2 separate regions of the Homo sapiens genome follow, and region 2 is linked to region 1. Evidence: read pairs that join two places in POLR2A ChIA-PET (ENCODE). Cell type or tissue: OCI-LY7. All regions are shown on one strand. Links, peaks and the distances in the headings refer to the core of each region. The heading gives the core; the rest is flanking DNA.

What was found. ChIA-PET counts read pairs that join two places held together with the same protein. Peaks named below come from ENCODE experiments on the same cell type or tissue, not always from the same donor. Only the 100,000 strongest peaks of a DNase experiment are listed, where the experiment ranks them.
Region 2: POLR2A ChIA-PET joins it to region 1 with 10 read pairs; 2 of 35 experiments call an interaction of 5 or more read pairs at or near these places.

Annotation. Positions count from the first base shown.
Region 1 is chr11:34,425,226-34,435,987 of GRCh38, forward strand. LOC105376622 (a long non-coding RNA gene) reads left to right here and starts at 7,064. Exons shown (of 3, transcript XR_931180.3): 1 at 7,064-7,222; 2 at 7,787-7,892. It also overlaps the pseudogene CIR1P3. In OCI-LY7, for the core only: no CTCF peak of the experiment used is centred there; no DNase peak of the experiment used is centred there.
Region 2 is chr11:33,938,269-33,949,030 of GRCh38, forward strand. No RefSeq gene overlaps it. Among named protein-coding and RNA genes, the nearest start is that of LMO2, 52 kb to the left of the region's middle. RefSeq lists cis regulatory regions at 3,277-3,874, 6,367-6,990 and an enhancer at 4,471-8,042. In OCI-LY7, for the core only: no CTCF peak of the experiment used is centred there; no DNase peak of the experiment used is centred there.

The DNA of each region.
Region 1 (10,762 bases), core at 1,150-9,149:
AAAAAAAAGTCATTAAATCAAAAAGATACATGCATGTATATGTTTACTGCAGCACAATTCACAATTGCAAAGATACGGAATCAACCTAAATGCTCGTCAACTGATGAATGGATAAAGAAAATATGGTCTACATACACCATGGAATGCTACTCAGTCATAAAAAAGAACAAAAGAAGGTCTTCTGCAGGAAATTGGATGAAACTGGAGGCCATTATTCTAAGTGAAGTAACTCAAGAGTGGAAAACCAAATACCACATGTTTTCTCACTTGTAAGTGGGAGCTAAGCTATGTGTATGCAAGGACATACAGAGTGGTATAACGAACATTTGAGACTCAGAAGGGGGAGGGTGGAAGTGAAATGAGGGATGGCAAACTGCTTATTGGGTACAAAGAACACTACTTGGGTGATGGGTGCACTGAAAATTCAGACTTCACCACTATACAATTTATCCATGAAACCAAAAACCACTTGTACCCCTAAAGCTATTGAAAATATATATAAAATATTGAAAAAAAAATATATATAAAGGTCCTCAGTGCTTAAAAAAAATCAAGTGTTTTTTTAAAACTTGCCAGACAATGGAATATATTTTATAGAAAAAAGTCGATTGAGTAGTTTCACTGAGGGGGTACAAATCAGCGGTTGTTAACGGCCACAAATTAAGGATTGAAAACTAGCACTGTGGATAGAGAGGAAAGAGTCCACAGGCCTGTATGTTGGTTAAAACAAGTCCTGTGGTTCATTGGTCAATAAACAGTTTTCAGTTAGATTCTTTGAGGGTCTGGCATACCTGAATCACTCAAAATTTATGGTCCTAATCAGCCACAGCAAGTTAGAGCCAGTTATGATGAAACACAATGTTCAGTTTTACTGTTTCCTGAGTAAGTATTGCTCTAAAAATACTTCCTTTTATGCTTTACAATCAGAGCTGAATTTGCCAGTTGAGCATGAAGGTTTCTTGTAGCCAGGCCTCCTTCCCTCCACCTCTGGATAAATGTGCTTCTACTGAAGCTGCTATTTTTTGTTTATTTGTTGTTTTTGAGACAGGGTCTCACTCTGTCACCCAGGCTGGAGTGTAGTGGCACAATCACAGCTCACGGCAGCCTCAACCTCCTAGGCTCAAGCAATCCTCCCACCTTAGCCTCTGGAGTAACTGGGACTACAGGCGTGTGCAATGATGCTCAGCTAATTTTTAATTTTTTTTTTTAGAGACAGGGTCTCACTATGTTGCCCAGGCTGGTCTCAAACTCCTGGGCTCAAGCGATCCTCTAGCTTCTGCCTCCCAAAGTGTTGGGATTACAGGAGTGAGCCACTGTGCCTGGCCTGAAGCTATTTTAATCCATGCCTTATCCACTATTCTTTGGATTTTGCAAATTCCCTCCTTTTATTCTGGACAAACAGTACTTTCCTCCGAATTTCAGAACTGAGATCTAGTCTTGATCAATATGAGTTTTCTCTAATATCTTTGTTTCTTCTTTTTTTAAATTGACGAAGGTAGACTCTCTAATCTCAATGTTTATCTCTTTAGTTTCCTTCTAGGCCTTCCTTCACAGCCAGGTCCCCACAGTGAAATCTGTCCTTAGCCCGACTGTGCCATCTGGGGCTCTCTCAGGGAGACACTGGTTTTGCACTCCAGGTCATTGTTTCTTTTAGGTGCATAATAGCATAACATGATAGCACATCTGCATTTAATTATGATTCCGTCTTCCTGGCTCCACGTTCACAAATTTCTAAGCCTTTGGAGAGAAGGAATATTTGCTACAAACATTGGCTGCAGTGATGATGTTGTCATCTGCTTTTGATTTCCTAGATGTAGCCATAAACAGATGCAAAGTTTGGCTAAATGGTTGGGAGTGGAGTGTTTGGACCATCTGACAGGGTGTAGATAGGACTCTCCACATGTCTGCAGTCATAATTTTGTCCATTTTTTTTAAGTTTTTTGTCTTTAAAAATATGCCTCATCACTTCTTTTTCTTCCTACACTGAACTGGCACAGAATAAATAGAACCTTGACTTTGGTTTCACAATGTATGTGGTGGATTTCATAGACTTTTGTGTTTCATAACACAAAAATGTTTGACCTTTGCAAATGATTTCTTTTCATCTTTAGGTCACAGAGCTTTCGTGTTGATATATTTGAGAGGGGCAGAGAGTAATAACACAGGGTAATATGATGTAAGGAGGACAAATGCCTTTTTCTGTTACAAACCACACACCTCCTCTGCCTCCAGCCAGTGCAATGCTTTTGACCATAAACTTCGTTGAATCTGTCCATGTAGCCTAGAGTCAGCCACTGCTGAATCATTCTCCCAACTACAATGCTCCCTGGAGCGTTCATTACAGCACTCAAGAGTTTTGATGACTGGCACTTTTGGCATCTTTTTTTTTTTTTTTTTTTTTTTTTTTTTTTTGTCGTGGGCTTCAGCTGCCCCAGCTCCTTTCCAACACCCTACTTTCCCTTGCTCAAGGGTTACTTTAGGGTTGATGATTACTGAGGACACTCAACAGAAGCTCAGATGTTTGAGGAATGCAAGTTGTTATAAGATAAGGTGCTTTCTTGCACTTAGTTAACTTCAGACATCAAGACTTGTGTTGCTAGGGTTCTTGCTAACAGAACAATACACAGAATAATCTGTAAACTTAATAGCGCAAGAGATGGCATGTTCCAAACATCACCAAAGGCAGCCATAAAATCAGGGCCTATTTTGAAAATTGTGACTGATATTTATTAAACTAATGTCAACCAATTATACTGTCATAAAAAAGTCAGAAACGATGTTCATTGTCAAGTAATTCCTTATCTCAGGATAATAAAAGGCAAGCTTAGGGTACATTTTGTCAGATGACTTCAGGGTTTTATAAGTATTAACACATTAAATCTCATAATGTATAAGGGTTAAGAAAATAGTTTGGTCATTTCTCTGTGTAGCCTGTCTGGTTAACTGTTTATATATTCCTACTTTTTAACTTACTTATTTATTTATTGAGACAGGGTCTTGCTGTCTTGCCCAGGTTGGAGTGCAGTGAGCTATCATCAGTGGACTGATCAACCTCTACCTCCTGGGCTCAACTGATCCTCCCACCTCAACCTCCTGAGTAGCTGGCACTATAGGTGTGAACCACCATGCCCAGCTAATTTTTAATTTTTTTTGTAAAGATAAGGTCTCACTATGTTGCCCAGGCTGGTCTCGAACTCCTGGACTCAAGAGATCCTCCTGCTCCAACCTTCCAGAGGTCTGGACTTACAGGTGTGAGTTGCCACCCCAAGCTGTATTTCTTTCTTTCTTTTTAAGACAGGAGTCTTGCTCTGTTACCCAAGCTGGAGTGCAGTGGCATGATCTTGGCTCACTGCAACCTCCGCCTCCCAGGTTCAAGAGATTCTCCTGCCTCAGCCTCCTGAGTAGCTGGGATTACAGGCATGCAACACCATGCCTGGCTAATATTTTGTATTTTCAGTAGAGGCAGGATTTTGCCATGTTGCCCAGGCTGGTCTCGAACTCCTGAGCTCAGGCAATCCACCTGCCTCGGCCTCCCAAAGTGCTAGGATTACAGGTGTGAGCCACCTTGCCTGGCCCTAACCCGTATTTCTATCTTTTAATCTATGTAACTTCTCTGTGTCTCAATTTGTTTCTGTAAAAGTCACTGGGTCCAAGGCAAAACGGTGATGTAGGTGAAGTTTGAATTTAATGTCTTCCACTTCTTCCTCATCTTCATGTGGGGGTCCTCAGGTTGGGGTGAAGAAGTAACAAAAGTGAGAGTGTCCAGTTCTTGCTCTCAGCTACTGAATAACTTGTAATGAAGGTATTACCTGAGATGCTCATGTATGACTCACCCTAGGAATATACGTATACTTATTTGTAAATTTTTACTTTGATATAATACTAAGTTGCAGAAAGTTACAAAAATAGTATAAGTAACTCCAGTTTACCCTTTACCCAGATTTTGCTCTATTTATTTTGTCAAGTGCTTGCTCTCTTTACTTACATGTGTATATGGATATATATGATGTATATTTTTTTCTGGCCCATTTGAGAGTAAGTTGCAGACATCATGCCTCTTTACCACTAAATACTTCAATGTGTATTTTCTAAGACACAAAAGAAATCTCTGATGTAAGAGATTACATAACTGCAGTCTAATGATCAAAACAAGGAAATTTAACATTGATACAATATTCTTATTCATATTAAGTTTATGGCCCATATTAAATTTCATAAATTGTCTCCATAATGTTTCTGAAGTCTTTTCCGTCTGTTCCAAGACCCAGTCCAGGAACACTCTTCATACTTAGTTGGCATGTCTCCTTAGTCTTTTTTAAACTGGAACAGTTCTTTAGTCCTTAACTTCCATGATCTTGATATTTTGAAAAGGCCAGTTGTAGACTGTTCCTCAGTTGGAGTTTGTCTCATGTTTCCTCATGATTAGATTCAGAGTATGCATTTTTGATAGGAATGCCACAGAAGCGATGTTGAGTCCTTCCTGGTGTACCATGTCAGAAGGTTCATAATGGGGGTAATATATCTATTTTTTTTTTTTTGAGACAGAGTTTCACTCTTGTTGCCCAGGCTGGAGTGCAATGGCATGATCTTGGCTCACTGAAACCTCCACCTCCCTGGTTCAAGAGATTCTCCTGCCTCAGCCTCCCGAGTAGCAGGGATTACAGGTGCATGTCACCATGCCTGGCTAATTTCGTACTTTTAGTAGAGATGAGGTTTCTCCATGTTGATCAGGCTGGTCTCGAACTCCTGACCTCAGGTGATCTGCCCACCTCAGCCTCCCAAAGTGCTGGGATTACAGGCATGAGCCACTGCACCCGGCAATATATCTATTTTTTAAAAGAGGACTCTTTTTGAGAATATGGGAAAGTACTCAAGTCCTAAAGGAAAATATATTTAAAAATGAAATGGGAGGGTATCTGTATTTGAGCCAGGCATCTGATCAAATTCTCCCTCAAATCCCTCAAGGCAAATTGTCACTTACTCTGGTTATTTGTAACATGGTTTATCCCGGTATTACCTCATCTATTAATTCACTTGCTTGTTCATTCATTTAGTCAAATATCCTGGGTGCCAGAAAACTGTTGCAGGTGCTAAGAATAAGCAGAAAATTCAAAACCAGAAACAAAACCCACCAATCCTCATGGACTTCTATTCTAGTAGGAGAAATACCCAATAAACAAATGAAATCGGTTATATAGTATGTTAAAAGGGAGAAGGATCACAGAGAAAACACAAAGCAGGGAAGGCATGACAGGAAGTGCCAGAGGAAGCTATAAGATTAAAAGAAGTGGTCAAGAAAGGTCTTCCTGAGAAGACAACATGGTAAACTACAGGCCCCCAAGCTGAGCCACGTGGCTTCTGGCTTCTTTTGAGGATGCAGAGTTTAAAAGGGCATTAAGAGAAAGATGATACAAATCCTAATATTGTATCATCTATAATTTGCCCATCGAGTAAGTTGTTTCACACCTCAGGGGCCAGCCAGACAAGAGAAAGGCAACGGTGATTGTTATTCATTGACATTTAGAATATTGGGTGGGATGGGATTGGGAAAAATCCCAGTACAAAGTTTCAGAGAATTAAGCTAGTGCTTGCTAAGTAGTTCGTTTATGTTGCTTACAGAGCTAGCCACTGCTTTCCCCAGCTCTGGCTCAAGGATGGGGAAATCCTCTGACAATGTCATGTGCAAGAAGGATGTTCATCTTGCCTCCAAATCCAGTATCAAAAAAGTATGAATGGGCCGGGTGTGGTGGCTCATGCCTGTAATCCCAGCAGTTTGGGAGGCTGAGGCCGGCGGATCACTTGAGGCCAGGAGTTCGAGACCAGCCTGGCCAACATGACGAAACCTCCTCTCTTATAAAAATACAAAAATTAGCCGTGTGTCTGTGGTCCCAGCTACTGAGGAGGCTAGACAGGAGAATCACTTGAACCCGAGAACGGAGGTTGCAGTGAGCGGAGATGGCGCCACTGCACTCCAGCTTGGGCGAGAGAGTGAGACTTTTATCTCAAAAAAAAAAAAAGTATGAATGGCAGAACAGAAAATATATGATAAGAAGAAACAAGAAGAATGAAGGCAGCAGTATCTTAAAGAACAATAATCATATGAAAATAGATTGCTTATGGGAGATGAATGTGTAAAGAATGGCCTTAATTTCATTTGTGAGGCCCCACCAGGAGCTAAAAAAGGAAACAGAGAAAAAAGAAAACAGGAGAGAATGAAGACAAATTTAAATGGCAGAAAGAAGCTCCATGAGAAAAATATGCCAAAGATCACATAAACAAAAAAAATTAGCCCTTTGATATTCAGGTTAGAAATATGAACTGCATTAAATGTCACAAATGGGATCATGTCACTGCAGATTGAGACTGTCCTTTGTTTGGTCTTTCTGGAATCAATGCAAGTTCAGTTCCCACTGATGAGGCAGGTAGGCACTAGACATGATTTATTTGTTTCAGAATTTATATAGAGGACAAACAAGGAAATAAAATAACGTTTCTCTTTATTTTCTCAGTTAAAAAAAAAGAAGTAAATAGATCTTCATTTTCAGGTTGCCTGGAGCAATTGCTTTCCACATCTGACACAAGAAGGAGAATTTTGCTTCATGTCACAGTGTCTCAGAACTGAATCTGTTTATGTCCACGTATCCTGGAACAGGAGCTGCATATAAGATGATACAGGGCAACAGGTCCTCTTGCTTGGTGGAAAATGATTCTTTGAATGAACTTGTTTAGCTAAGTCTCTGCCTGCCCTTTGCTGTCAGGAAGGAGAGGCAGCTAGAGATCTTCCTCCTCCTCCTTCATCCTTGCTGCTCTGCAAGCTGCCTCTTCTCCAGCACTCTCATTCCTGCCTTTGGCTGTTCCTCAATCCCATGTGGCTCTCTAGGCCTGTCATGCTCTTATATTACAAATCCATAACAACTTCCCATTTTTTGTCTTTTAAAGACTGAGAAGAATGTCATTTTCTTGTGGTTCTTCTCAACTATGTGGGTACAAAACATGGATTTCACAATTGCTTTACTCAGGGTGCTTCCCGTAACACCGCGTCTTCAGGTGGGCAGAGGGTAGTGCAATGCTGGAGTTAAATTCTAAGAATGTAGAACACTCACTCAAGATCTTCCTTTATTCCTGCCCACTTTGTCACAGGCAGAACAACGTAGGAGTGGAGATGTGATCTCCAGAGCCACACTGTCTCGTTCGAATCCTGGCCCCATTGCAAACTATCTGGGTAACTTCGGGAGGTTACTTAACCTTTCTGTACCTTAGTGCCCTCAGATGTAAAGTGAAGGTAGTAAGAGTCCATTCCCTCTTATAGGATTGTTATAAGGATTAGATGGGTTAATATTGGAAAATCCCTCAGTGTAGAGCCTAGACATAGTAAGAGCAATATTAAGTGTTTGTCAATTAAACAAAATATGTTTTGAAAGGATGGTTTTGTGGGATAGGAAGGTTTGGTTTAGGGCAGTGGTTGGCCTTTGTTCATCATAATGTGACCTTGGAGCCAAACTTCAGTGTCCAGAGGCAGTCTCTGAACTACAGCACATCCCGCAAGGATGAGTATAATAGTATATCCTACAACAAAGTTTGCTGTATTTTCTGAACAGCGTTGCAACTCATACAAGAGCTACATGGCACTCCAGAATAAATAGAAATACTAATAATCAGATAATACAGATAACTAACTCATATGGTTCATATAATCTTCCCTAAACCTCCAACTACCCTTGGAGGTCAGTGTGGCCGGTGCTGCTGATCAGCCACCGATATTCACTTCCCTTTTCTTTTATAATAGAATGCCTGAGTTTTGTCAAGCCCATGGCCACCCAGCCAGTGACTACATTTCCCGGTTTCCTGTATAGCTAGGCATAGCCATGTGACGAAATTCTGGCCAATGGAATGTGAGTAGAAATAAAGTGTGCTATTTCCAAATTGTGCCCTAAAAAGGAAAGGACATGGGCTCCCTTTGCTCCTTTGTCCCCCTTCCCACTGGCTGGCATGCAGTTATGATCAAGTGAGCAGCTACATTGGACTCAGAGATGGAAGCTATGTATTGAGGATGGCAGAGTTGCCTAACCAGCCCTGTACCATTTAGGTCTGAAATGCTTTATTGTGAGAGAAATAAGCTTTGATCTTGTCTATGCTATTTTGTTGGTTTTTTGGGAGGCTCTTTTTGTTATAGAAGCTTGGGTGATACCTAATATAGAAGGTGTTACTATCTCCATTTTACAAAAGCAACATGGTAGCTTAGAAAAATTAAGTGACTTGCCCAAGTTCACACAGTTTGTAAATGGCCATGGTGGGATTTGACCCCAAGTGCTCTGATGCTAGCGCTGGGGCTGTTAACCATGTACCATGCTATTTTTTCTCTTGAGCCCTACTAGGTAATGATCTGGGTTTATGGTAAAGAAAGGGAGAAGAGAGCTACCTGTTCCGTTCCCCCTAGTTGACCATTCCTAGCTATGACCAATGGTTCCACCCAAACATGTATACTTCATAACTATTCATTTCTCCACAGATGCATAATTGTGTGTGCTCTCAGTCCATAATGAATGTGTTGATTGTCTATGAGGTTTGACTTTTTATTTTTATTGTCAGAGTACAAGAACCCATGTCTGGTTTCTGCAAACAGACTTAAACCCAAGGTCAAGCCCAGGTGCAACATTTAAAGCATAAACAAGGGAGGCAAGCAAAATACCTCTGAGAGAGCAGCACTGGAAAAATAACTTCAATCCAAGCATGTGAATCCCAGTAGTTAAACATGACTGGTTGACCCAGGCCTTGCAGGAGCCCAGAGGCAAGGAGGGAATGTGGGTGAGCCGCAGGAGCTTAAGCTAGTCAAAGTCAAGTTCAGAGGCCAGTGGACCTGCACAAACTTGAAAAAGGCTCAACACCTGTTGTAAATATTTGCTTGCTACTGAGTCCTACTCAAGCCATCTCCATATCACCATGAATGAAGTCAGACTTTTAGGGAAAAGTGGTTAACAATCTGGATTTCTGCGGTAGCAGGGTGGATCATATAATGCTTACTCCTGACACCACGCCTGACACCTATTCAGTTTCTCAGCTTTACTCAAAGCCTCCATGACTTAGCAGGTTCAGGTTAGGCGACCTTCTTAGGTAATCCTAATAACAGCTGGCCTTCCCTTCTCTCAGCACTTTTTCCCCGTGTTATTGTCTGATTATTTGTCTATGTCCACGTCCTTTGCTGTTGTACTCCCAGAGCCCAATAGGCAGGGGGCCCAGGACACAGCAGACATCCAGTATATTGGATGACTCCCATGGGTTAGTGGTTATGGCTGAACATAACATGAGAGGCCTTCTCTCTCAGAAGAATGTGATGAAATATGCAATTGATGAACATCCAGAATCCAGATATTCACCTGTCTTGAAAATTGCACTTCCAATCCACACTCTCAGTGCCTGTGACAGTATAAACTAGCTCGAGCATTGCAGAAAACAATCAACAACATGTCACAAGAACCTTAAAAAGTTCAAATGACTTGAACCAAAAATGACCTCTGAAAACAGGTCCTAAGGAAATAAATACAAATGTAGAGGAAGGATGTCACTGTACTGTTATAGAAGAAAACAATTTAAATGTTCTCAGTAAAGGAGTATGTAAATAAAGGAATAGTCCTTTGATTGCAAATTGTGTAGGCATAGGAGAAAAATATCACATTTTGGAAAAAGATTTAATGACTTGGAAAAAGTTTTATCTGATAATGTTAGGTGGAAAAAGCAGGATATAAGATTATGTATTCTATAGGATCCATTGTAAAACTCTCTCTCACACACACACACACACTCCTTTACAAACATATAAGAGAGAAAATATTGGTAAAAATGTTACCTGTTTATCGTAATCTTTGAATGATTGTTTGATATTTTATCCTGCATTTTCCAAGCCTCCATTAGTAAGTATAAAAAATAAGTTAAGGGCCGGGCGAGGTGGCTCACGTCTGTAATCCCAGCACTTTGGGAGGCCGAGGTGGGTGGATCACGAGGTCAGGAGATCGAGACCATCCTGGCTAACACGGTGAAACCCCGTCTCTACTAAAAACACAAAAAAATTAGCTGGGTGTGGTGGCGGGCGCCTGTAGTCCCAGCTACTCGGGAGGCTGAGGCAGGAGAATGGCATGAACCCAAGAGGCAGAGCTTGCAGTGAGCCGAGATCTTGCCGCTGCACTCCAGCCTGGGTGACAGAGCGAGACTTCGTCTCAAAAAAAAAAGAAAAAAAAGTGAAGGTAAAAACAAATTCCCAATTATTATTTCTATGTTTCTTCTGTTTTTTGTTTTGTTTTGTTTTTGAGACGGAGTCTTGCTCTGTCACCCGGGCTGGAGTGCAGTGGCATGACCCCGGCTCACTGCAACCTCTGCCACCTGGGTTCAAGCGATTCTCCTGCCTCAGCCTCACGTGCAGCTGGGACTACAGGCAAGAGCCACCACGCCCAGCTAATTTTTGTATTTTTAGCAGAGACAGGGTTTTGCCATGTTGACCAGGCTGGTCTTGAACTCCTGACCTCAAGAGATCCACCTGTCTTGGCCTCCCAAAGTGCTGGGATTACAGGCATGAGCCACCAGGCCTGGCCTATGTTTCCTTTTTTTGCAAACACCAGATCAGTAGCGTGGCACGTAAGGCCGAGGCGGGAAAAGGCACATCCATGTTCTTCTCCTTAGCATAGCTCATGCTATGGCCATCACCAGACACCAGAGGACATCTGGGTTGCCTCCTCCCAAGTAGGCAATTATTCATATTAAAGCGGGAAAG
Region 2 (10,762 bases), core at 1,164-9,163, 490 kb before region 1:
GCACCTGGCTGGGAGATTTCAAAACAGAAAATTCTACCCCCAACATTCTTACCAGAGACCATGAGTTGTCATAACTGTCTCCTTTCCAGGACCTGCTGAAATATCCCTCACTCCTTCCTTGCTATTGTAAGACTAAGAAAAGGATAAAAGGGAGATAATCATATTAGTTAACACTTACATGGTGCTTGCAATGTGCCAGGCACTGCTCTAAGCACTTCACGTATATTAAATCCTGTAATCCTCAAAATGACCCTGTGACAATACTACTATTATTATTACCACTTTTCAATGAGACAACTGAGGCATAAGGGAGTTAAGAAACTCGCCAAAGGTCACACAGTGTACCGCACAGCCAGACTCCAGACCCAGGCAGTCCTGGCTGCAGATTCTCCCCTCGAAACCACCATGTGTACTACCTCACACAACCATCATGCTCTCCCCTCACCTGAACCTTCTCCTGTATTCAATCCTGGCTCCATCCTTACCTCTTCCAGGAGGTTTTCCTGAGCCTACAAGTTCCTCGAGAGCAGGGATAGTAATCTTACTCATCTCTGCCTCCTTGGCACTTTGCACCTAACTGATGCTCAGAATATTTGCTGAATAAATATAATAATTTGTTGAGCACTGACCAGAGATTCTTTGCATCCTAAGGACTTTTGTAACTGTCAGCACTCTCTAAGTCGTAACAGCTTGTAATGTGCTCATGACTATCCTCACAAGTGAATGCTTTGTGTCCTGGCGTAGACTGTGAGATCCACTGGCCTTCCTTGGCAGGATGCTCAGTCCGAAATAAGTGCACAGTCGGTGTTCTGATCTGGCATTTTCTCTACTTTCCTTCATACTAGGTGTGGCAGGCAAAATAATGGTTCCCTCAAAATTCCAATCCCAATCCCCAGAACCTGTGGATATGTTATGTTATACAACAGTGAGGGAGAAGTAAGTTTACACATAGAACCAGGTTGCTAATCCGCTGGCCTTGAGATGGGGAGAGCATCCTGGATCATCCAGGTGGGCCCAATACAATCACAAGCGTCCTTATAAACAAGAATCAGAGTCCAGTTGGAAGATATATACTGCTGACTTTGAAGCTGGAGGAAGGGGCAAAATAATGGCTCCCCCAAAACGTTCATATTCCAATCCGCAGAACCTGTGGATATGCTATGTTATACAATAGCAAGGACCCAAGGAGTTCAGATAACCTCCAGATTCTCTCCCAGAGACTCCAGATAAATGCAGCCCATCAACACCTTGATTTTAGCCCCATGACACCCATTTTAGGCTCTGACCTGCAGAACTTAACATAATACATTTGCACTGGGTTTTTGTTTGTTTGTTTGTTTGTTTGTTTGAGACTTAGTTTCACTCTTGTTGCCCAGGCTGGAGAGCAATGGCGCAATCTCTGCCCACTGCAACCTCTGCCTCTGGGGTTCAAGTGATTCTCTTGCCTCAGCCTCCCAAGTAGCTGGGATTACAGGCACCCGCTACCATGCCCAGCTAATTTTTGTGTTTTTTGTAGAGACAGAGTTTCACCATGTTGGTCAGGCTGGTCTCGAACTCCTGACCTCAGGTGATCCACCTGCCTCGGCCTCCCAAAGTGCTGGGATTACAGGCGTGAGCCACTGTGCCCAGCCAACTTGCACAGTCTTAAGCTCCTAAGGTTGTGGTGATTTGTTATAGCAGCCATAAGAAACTGATACACTGGTACTGGATGTAGGACAAAATCAACATGGTCTCTGCCCTTACAGAGCTTGCTGAATATTCCCAATGTCTGGGGACTCTGGTTCTGGCAGACAGTTCCTGAAACACATTGGGTCCCAGAAGCATTTCTGGGGCAGTGCGAGATCTGCCCTGTCTGGGGCTGAGAGCCTGTCAGTGGGGTTTCGTGCTCTCTTTGGCAAACTTACCTCCTTTTGCTACCATATATTGAGCATTGAGCATTTTCTACGTGCTAGTGACTACACTAAGTGTTTTGCATACAGATCTAATTTCATCCTGACCACAGTGCTCTGAGAGAGGTATTTTTATCGCCATTTACCAGATGAAGAAACTGAGGCTCTGAGAGGAAAAGTGACTTTCCTAAGAGCACACAACTAGTAAGTGGCAGGTATGAGCCCAAGACTTCTGACTCTGAGCTCACACATGCTGCCAGCCACACTGCTTTGGTTCCAACCTCTGCAAGGCAGGGTCCAAGGCAGGCCAACCCCACCCTGCTTCAGCCCAGCCCCATTCACACCTCAAGGCAGTTGCAGGGCCCACTCAAGGGTTCCAGTAATAGGGCAGAGTCCTTTGTCTAGGCAAATGCTATTCCCACCCAGGAGCACAGATGGGTGTTTTCCTCCCAGAAGCCTGACTGAGGCTGAAATATGCATGATTCAGTGAAGCTCATGAGGGGCTGTCCTGGATAAAAACCCTTGGGCAGTCCGGGTGTAGTGGCTAACACCTATAATCCCAGCACTTTGAGAGGCCAAGGTGGGCGGGTCACTTGAGATCAGGAGTTGGAGACCAGCCCAGCCAACATGGTGAAACCCTGTCTCTACTAATAATACAAAAATTAGCCGGGCATGGTAGCACACACCTGTAATCCCAGCTACTAGGGAGGCTGAGGCACAAGAATCGCTTGAACCCCGGACGTGGAGGTTGCAGTGAGCCAAGATCGCACCACTGTACTCCAGCCTGGGTGACAGAGTGAAACTGTCTCAACAAACAAACAAATAAACAAACAAAAAGCCCTTGGGCAGAGTGGGTGATACGGCAGCACCCAGCAGGATTAGAGACTGCCTGCCAAGTGCACAGAGAGAGACGTGGGTTCTGATTCCCGGGGAGCTCAGGCCTGGGGAATGGCCCCTAAGGCAGCTGAGACTGGGATGTGGCTCTACTCCAGGCCTTCTCATCAGGCCAGCTTCATCCCTCCTCAGCCTTCATCTCTGAGGTGGCTGCATTTCCACCAAGCAGAGGCACCCCGATCCAGCCTTCAGGAAATTATTGCTTGGGGTTGGGGGCAGTACTTAGTGGCAATAACAACAATGGCAATAATAATAATATAGTTACCATTTATCAGGTGCTTACAAACGTTAAAGTAATCCCATTTAACCCCCACAATGATCATTTGAGGTAGATTCTCTTATCATCCTCACTTTACAAATGGGGAAACTGAGGCTCAAAGAATGGACTTCTCAAAGTCACACAGCCAGTAAACATAGAGCCTGGTTCCTCCAGCTCCAAAGCACATGCTGTCGTAGGAGTTAGGGACACATTTACAACTGAAATCATTAACCAGGTTGCTTGTCATCATGACCTAAAAAAGAAAAAAAATGGTGGGGGGTGGTCTCTAGCCTGCTTCCATTTCTCCAATGATCCTGGCTCTGATGCAGCTCTTGGCTCTTGGTTTGGGAACCCTGCTGTGGGACTCAGGGCTCTCTGGCCAGCAAAGGGTGTGTGTGTCTGTGGGGCGAGCCACGCTATCACACTGAAGTAGAGTAGAGAGGAAGTGACTCAATCATCAAAGGCCTGGTCTTCCTCGGGGAACTGTCCCTAATCACAATTATCCCACTACAATAATACCATTTCAGAGACACTGTGAGCCAGGGCACTGTGTAGCCATGTAAACTGCTTCCTGTATCTGCCAAACCCAACAGCATTCGGCAATTAATAGAATCCAGCGAGGCCTCCTGCTCCGATAAGGCCAGAGCCATGCTGCTGCTGGCCTTGTTGTTCTAATGACGAATAGCCCTTACATTGCAAAGTCATCCTCTCCTCCCTGCTAGTGGGGCCACAGTGGCCTGGGGTCCCAGGAGGCCAAGGAGGGCTATGCACAATCTGCTTGGTCTTAAAATTTCATTGAGATGAAAATTATTTTCACTGTCTTGCTAAATAAAAATCATGACTATCCAGGTCACCCTCAGATTCCTTGGTGGAAAGGTGATGATGTGGGAATGGGTAGGACCCCTGCAGCCTAGAATGGAAACCCCAAGTAAGTAGGCACTTCATGAGGTGGCTCAAAGGAAGAAGGAGTTAGAAAAAGTTAATACAATGTGACCTCTAGATTGTATCAGGGCTCTGGGATATTCACGAACCTCAGATCCTTGGCAGAGGGCGGTGGCTCACACCTGCAATCCCAGCATTTTGGGAGGCTGAGGTGGGAGGATACCTTAAGGCCAGGAGTTCAAGATCAGCCTGGGCAATATAGTGAGACCCCATCTCTCCAAAAATTTTTTTAAATAGCTAGGCATGGTGGTACATACCTGTAGTCCAGCTACTTGGAAGACTGAGGCAGGAAGGTCCCCTGAGCCCAGGATTTTGAGGCTGCAGTGAGCTATGATTGCATTACTGCACTCCAGCCTTGGAGACAGAGTGAGACCCCCATCCCTTAAAAAAAAAAAAAAAAAAAAAAAGAGCCTAGGATCCTCATAATCAACTGCTTTGCAAGGCATAGAGAAACACTGGGGAAAATGATGTAGCCCCACAGAAATTCTTTGTGGTCCTCCAGATGCTGTTGGGAGATGCTGTTTCAGTTTTAGGGCCTTCCTGAATGTCCAGGGTGAATGTAGTTTGACAAATGATGGTGGCCTGGCAGACCCACCTGGGTCTGCCACCCAAGCTCAGGGTCAAACAAGGTAGATGCACTTTAAAACACTGTTCTTCCCATTTTTCTATTTTCCTTTTGGTAACCAGTGCCCTCATTTCTTGCCACTGGGTGGGGCATCCTCATTTTCTTGTGAAGGATCAAGTGTCCGCATTCTCTAGGGGAAGAGTTGATTAATTCATTTGACTCATTTTGGATGCTTCAGCCAAATTCCCACGGAGGTCACGCTGGTCACACTGACTGTGGTGTGATTCTGGCTCTCTTCTCAGAGGAGTGACTTCAGAGCTGGCTCACTCTCCCCCTCCCAAGAACAATGCAAATGAAGGCAAAGGGATTTTTGCCTGAGCAAGGCCAGAAGAAACTTTGGGGAGGAGGGAGAGGCCCAGAGGATGTGGGTGTTTTAAAATTGGCTCTCGATTTTCTGGAAGACATACTCTCTCTTTCAAGGTGATTTGCAAATTGTACTCAAGCATGGTCATTTCCCCTGATTTAGGTCTTTTTTAATTGTTAGTTACTATTCTGAGTTTGGGGCCCATTCTGATGAATTTTCTTGGTAGAATTTTTTTTTTTTTTGAGACAAGTTCTCGCTCTGTTACCCAGGCTGGAATGCAGTGGCAGGATCTTGGCTCACTGCAACCTCCGCCTCCTGGGTTCAAGCGATTCTTGTGCCTCTGCCTCCTGAGTAGCTGGGATGACAGGTGTGCGCCACTACGCCCAGCTAATTTTTGTATTTTCAGTAAAGACAAGGTTTCACCATGTTGGCCAGCCTGGTCTCGAACTCCTGACCTCAAGTGATCCACCTGCCTCGGCCTCCCAGAGAGCTGGGATTACAGGTGTGAGCCACCGTGCCCGGCATTTTTATTATTATTATTATTTTGTAGACACAAGTTTTCACTATGTCGCCCAGCTGGTCTCGAACTCTTGGGCTCAAGCAATCCTCTTGTCTTGGCCTCCCAAAATGCCAAAGTGCTGGGATTTACAGGCGTGAGCCACCGTGCCTGTCCAGAAATCTCTTTTTCAAGCTCTAGTCGTTTTATACTATAATAGAAGGGACTGGGGAGGTAGAGAGGAAGTAGGAATGGAGCGGGTACTCTGGCATAATGGGTGGTAGTTTGGCTGCTAGGATTTGAGTCCCAGCTCTGCACCTCCTCGCTGTGCAACCTTGGACAAGTTACACACCTGTCTCCATCTCAGTCTCCTTGCCTGTATCATGGTGGTAATTATAGGACTCACTGCACAGGATTGTTGTGCTGGTACATGGAAGTGCTCATTACCCACATAGGGAGCTACTAATGATGTTTAATTTTTATTTGTATTAGAGTATCCCTTTTCCCTACTTCTCAGTGTCCAGACCTTCCTCAGGAATAGCCTACCTACGAAACGTCCCTTATTATATGTGTAATAGAATGAAATATACAACTCATACCCAGGTAAGGCTTGGACAGGAGACTCACTACTCAACTAGGTAGTCCATTTCGTTTTCAGATCATTCTGGTTGATAGAGATTTCTTCTTTTATTTGAATTAAATGCTGTTGCTCTGGAGCCATCATTTAGTTTTTGCTGTGCTCTCCAGAACCATAGGAAATTTAGGTCTAACACTGCTTCTGTGTGGAAACTCATCAAATATTACAAAAGAGTTGGTATATTCCTTCCGAGATGTCTCCATCCAGAATGCTTGTGAGTCCAGTCCATGAGGCTGGTCACTCTCATTGGAACATGTCCCCATTTATCAATTTCTGTCTGGTAGGAGGGTGAGATCAAAGAAATCAGAAGACTCATTCGTTTAACAGGAAACACCATCCAAGTTTCATATATTTTGTTACGGAGGTGAATCTCTGCCCCTATGGCACCAAAATGGTTGGAGGTGGCTGATTAATGAGAGGTGGTTCTGGAGACTAAGCACACCCCAATGCCCTGTAGCTGGTAGAACATTTCCGTCACTAGAAGTAATGGAGGTAGCTTTAATGGAAAGATGACAGGGCCCCTCTGAGGCAGGGCTGTGGCTCAGCCTCCCCAAGGCCTGGCAGCAGGTTGGGCCAGATAACAGCTGGATAGCAGCATCAGGGAGCCACAGGAAGACCAGTACTAATCTCTCTGGCCATGTTGTGTGAACATCTGGGATCTGGGGAAGGGACACTATGGTCTTTGATGCATTTGATTTGGGCCCAGGAGACCTCCCACTCCCTTGTCTTCATGTAACAGTTAGCTGCTTCAGAAGATAATATCCAGTCCCAACTTTGTCATACCTAGTTCAAAGGGAATAGCTGACTTTGGCTTTTAGTTGCTCTCTAATGAGCATTTCAGTCCAAATTCCTTGGTCCGAAGTCATATTGAACAGTCATGACTATCACGCATATTTGAGCCTTAAGTTACTTTGTCTAGCTTTTTATATCCTGGGCACTTAGAAAGCATTCGTTCGTTCATTCATTCATCCATCCATCCATCCATCCATCCATCCATCCATCCATCCATCCATATATTCATTCAACAACTTGTGTCTGAGTTCCTACTGTGTGCCAGGCACTGTGGTAGGCATGGGGCTATCACGGTGAGCAAAACCAGGCAGATTGCAGATTCCTGCCCTGGCTGAGCTTAAGATCTAAGTGGTAGAGACATACATTAATTAAAGAATTACTAAAATAGGTACAGAACAACAAACCAAATCAAATGTTACAAAGAAAGGGAGCAAAGTTCTGAAGGAGTGATTTGCTAAGAATCCCATCCAGGACTGTGGGAAGCAGGGAAGGCGTTGCTGAGAAAGCACCCAAGGAGAGAGTGGGTGTCACGTTTACTCCCCAGCCCCCACCCCACACTGCCTAGGGGCCTAGCATGGTCCTCAGCACATAGTAGGTGCTTAATAAAGTTATGTGAATGCAGGAATGTATGCATGTGTTGACCACGTTGCCCTTGATTAGAATAATACCCTGAATGGAATCTCTTAACTATGTAGCTCTCCAGAGTTTATATAATGCTTCATGTGCATAATTTTTTTGTCCTGGGAATGCCCTCAAAGGAGTGGAAAAGATGGATATTGTTCTCCTAGTTGGATGGGTGAGAGAACTGACAAAACTAAGTTTATGTCATAGGAAGGAAGTATAGTGGGTAAAATCTTGCTCTTTGAGTCCTATAGTCCTGGAATAAGCTCTGCATCTTATCAGCTGTGAGAGGCCTGTAATCAAACATGGAGTTCAACAACTTTGCCACATTTTTCCCTGGGCCTGGTGCTTTCCTGAGTTGAAGTTTGCACTAGAGGGCCCAAAGTAATGATTATCTTGTGCTTTTTTTAGGGCCTTGTGAGAACTGGGCTTGCTCGTGGCCCACACAAATAAATAATCTGAGCAATGTCAGTATCCCAGGAAGGAATATGTGAGCTTTTCAACTTTTGACAAGACTTTCTGTAAACTCAACAATCCAACAAATATTTATTCTGTGTTTACACAGAAAAGGCACTGCACTGCTGTAAATATGCTTTCATATCTTAGTAGGGGAATCACCTTCCAGAAATTTCTGTTTTAATAAAATTAATAACCACGGTGACCAACTGTTGAGCCCTCATTATGTACCAGATGCTGTGCTAAGTATTTAATACCCATAGTTAATTCTCATAATGCTACATGATAGGTGGTATTACTCTCCCACCCCCAACACCCATGAGACTTAATTTTTTTTTTTTTTTTTGAGACGGAGTCTCGCTCTGTCGCCCAGGCTGGAGTGCAGTGGCGGGATCTCGGCTCACTGCAAGCTCCGCCTCCCGGGTTCACGCCATTCTCCTGCCTCAGCCTCCCAAGTAGCTGGGACTACAGGCGCCCGCCACTACGCCCGGCTAATTTTTTGTATTTTTAGTAGAGATGGGGTTTTACCGTGTTAGCCAGGATGGTCTTGATCTCCTGACCTCATGATCTGCCCGCCTAGGCCTCCCAAAGTGCTGGGGTTACAGGCGTGAGCCACCATGCCTGGCCGAGAGTAAATTTTATGTGTCGACTTGACTGGGCCACAGGGTACTCAGATATTTGGTCTAACATTACTCCGAGTGTGTCTGTGAGGGTGTTTCTAGGTGAGATTAACATTTAAGTTGGTAGACTGAGGAAAGCAAATTGCCCTCCCCAGTGCGAGTGTGCCTCATCCAATCAGTCGAAGGCCGGAAGAGAACAAAAAGATGGACCATCCTGAGAGCAACAGGGAACGCTTGCCTGTCTGCCTTCAATATGCATAGATATCTATATATATTCTGTTCAGGCCTCAATATATACCTGTATTTATTCTTTTCAGGCCTTTATCTCATTCATTACATAGATAGATAGATAGATAGATAGATAGATAGATAGATAGATAGATAGATAGATCTTCTATTAGTTCTGTTTCTCCAGAGAGCCCTCATATGTCCCCTTTACAGATAAGGAAAATGACACCCCAGCCCTTCTGATTAATATATCCCAAACCCCACCTATCCTCTTCCCCCAAACCCACCCCCCTGGGATTTGAAACCAACCATCCTTTTGTTCTCCTAGAGTTCCTTTATCTCCTGGATTGGAAGTGTCCCTGTCTTTGGACTCTTTCCTGCATTCACCTCCCTCCCTTCATTCCAGCTGCCAGTACCCACTGCCAGACCCCCAGCTTCCTCCCTCTGGGTGGAGGTGATATCACCTGAGGGGTTCCCATAGCTGCAGACCCTCCTGACCACCAGTCAGGATCTTCCCCAAACACAGGTCCTCCCTCCCCAGGCCCCTTCAGTCACCAGAGGCTTTAGGCACAAAGCTCAGGGCTTACAGGCTCTTTCAGATTAAGTCCCAGGATAAAGTTTAGGCCTGAAAAATATGTTTTAACTGATACCAAAATATGAAAAGAAGAATTGAAATTAATAAATATTCCAACAATGCCTTAAAAAATTAATTTGTTAAACTTTGTAATTTCATCTCAGTAGAAAATAATTTTAGGGTTTTTTTTTTTTTTTTTTTGAGACAGTCTCCCTCTGTTGCCCAGGCTGGAGTGCAGTGGCACGTTCTCGGCTCACTGCAACCTCCGCCTCCGGAGGCCCTGCCTCAGCCTCCTGAGTAGCTGGGATTACAGGCACATGCCATCATGCCCAGCTAATTTTTGTATTTTTAATTGAGACGGGGTTTCACCATGTTGGTCAGGCTGGTCTCGAACCCCTGACCTCATGATCCGCCCACCTCGGCCTCCCAAAGTGGTGGGATTACAGGAGGGAGCCACTGCACCCGGCAATTTTAGGGTTTTTTAAATCACTTTGAAATAATTTCTGAATGTGCATGGTGACTGTTGCATCATTCCAGCCAATTGTAAAATAAATGTATTTGTAAGCAAGTAATTTTTTAACCTTTATTTTAGGTTCAGGGGTACATGTGCAGGTTTGTTATATAGGTAAGCTCATGTCATGGGGGTTTGTTGTACAGATTATTTTATCACCCAGGTACTAGACCTACACCCAATAGATTTTTTTTTTTCTGATCTCTCTCTTCTCCCACTTTCCACCCTCACGTAGGCTCCAGTGTCTGTTGTTCCCCTCTTCGTGTCCATGTGTTCTCATTATTTAGCTGCCACTTATAAGTGAGAACATGCAGTATTTGTGTAATAAATAATTTTAAAGATGACAATTATCAAAATCTTGTCTACTTTTTCTAAAGGGAAAGTATATACATATATATATATATACACATACATATATGTGTGTGTATATATATATATTTAGTGTGGGATGTGGCTGTGCCTGGGTCCTAACAAATTCTTAAAACCCCTTGCCCATTTGTACCCATTTATGGTATTCAGTGCCCCCCATTACCCAGCCCATCGTGCTCTGCACTTTATCTCATTCATTCATTCATTCATTCATTCATTCATTTGTTCAACAAATTCAACAGATACTTGCGATTGATATTCTGAGTTAGGCATGGTTCTCAGGGCATACAGCACTAAGCAGGACAAACAAACCTGGTCCCCACCCTCCAGAAACTTACACTAACTAGACTGTGGGAAGTAGCAGAGTGGCAGGTGGATTGGAGATCACCTATAAGCAAATAAGCAAATAGATTACAATAAACTGTCAGGTTTATTTGAAGAGAAATAAATGAGGGAAAGAAACTTGAGTGTGGCTGGAGGGAAGTTACTCTTTTTAGACAGGCTCTTTTTAAACAGGCTAAAAAGGCCTCTCTGTGGAGGTCAGA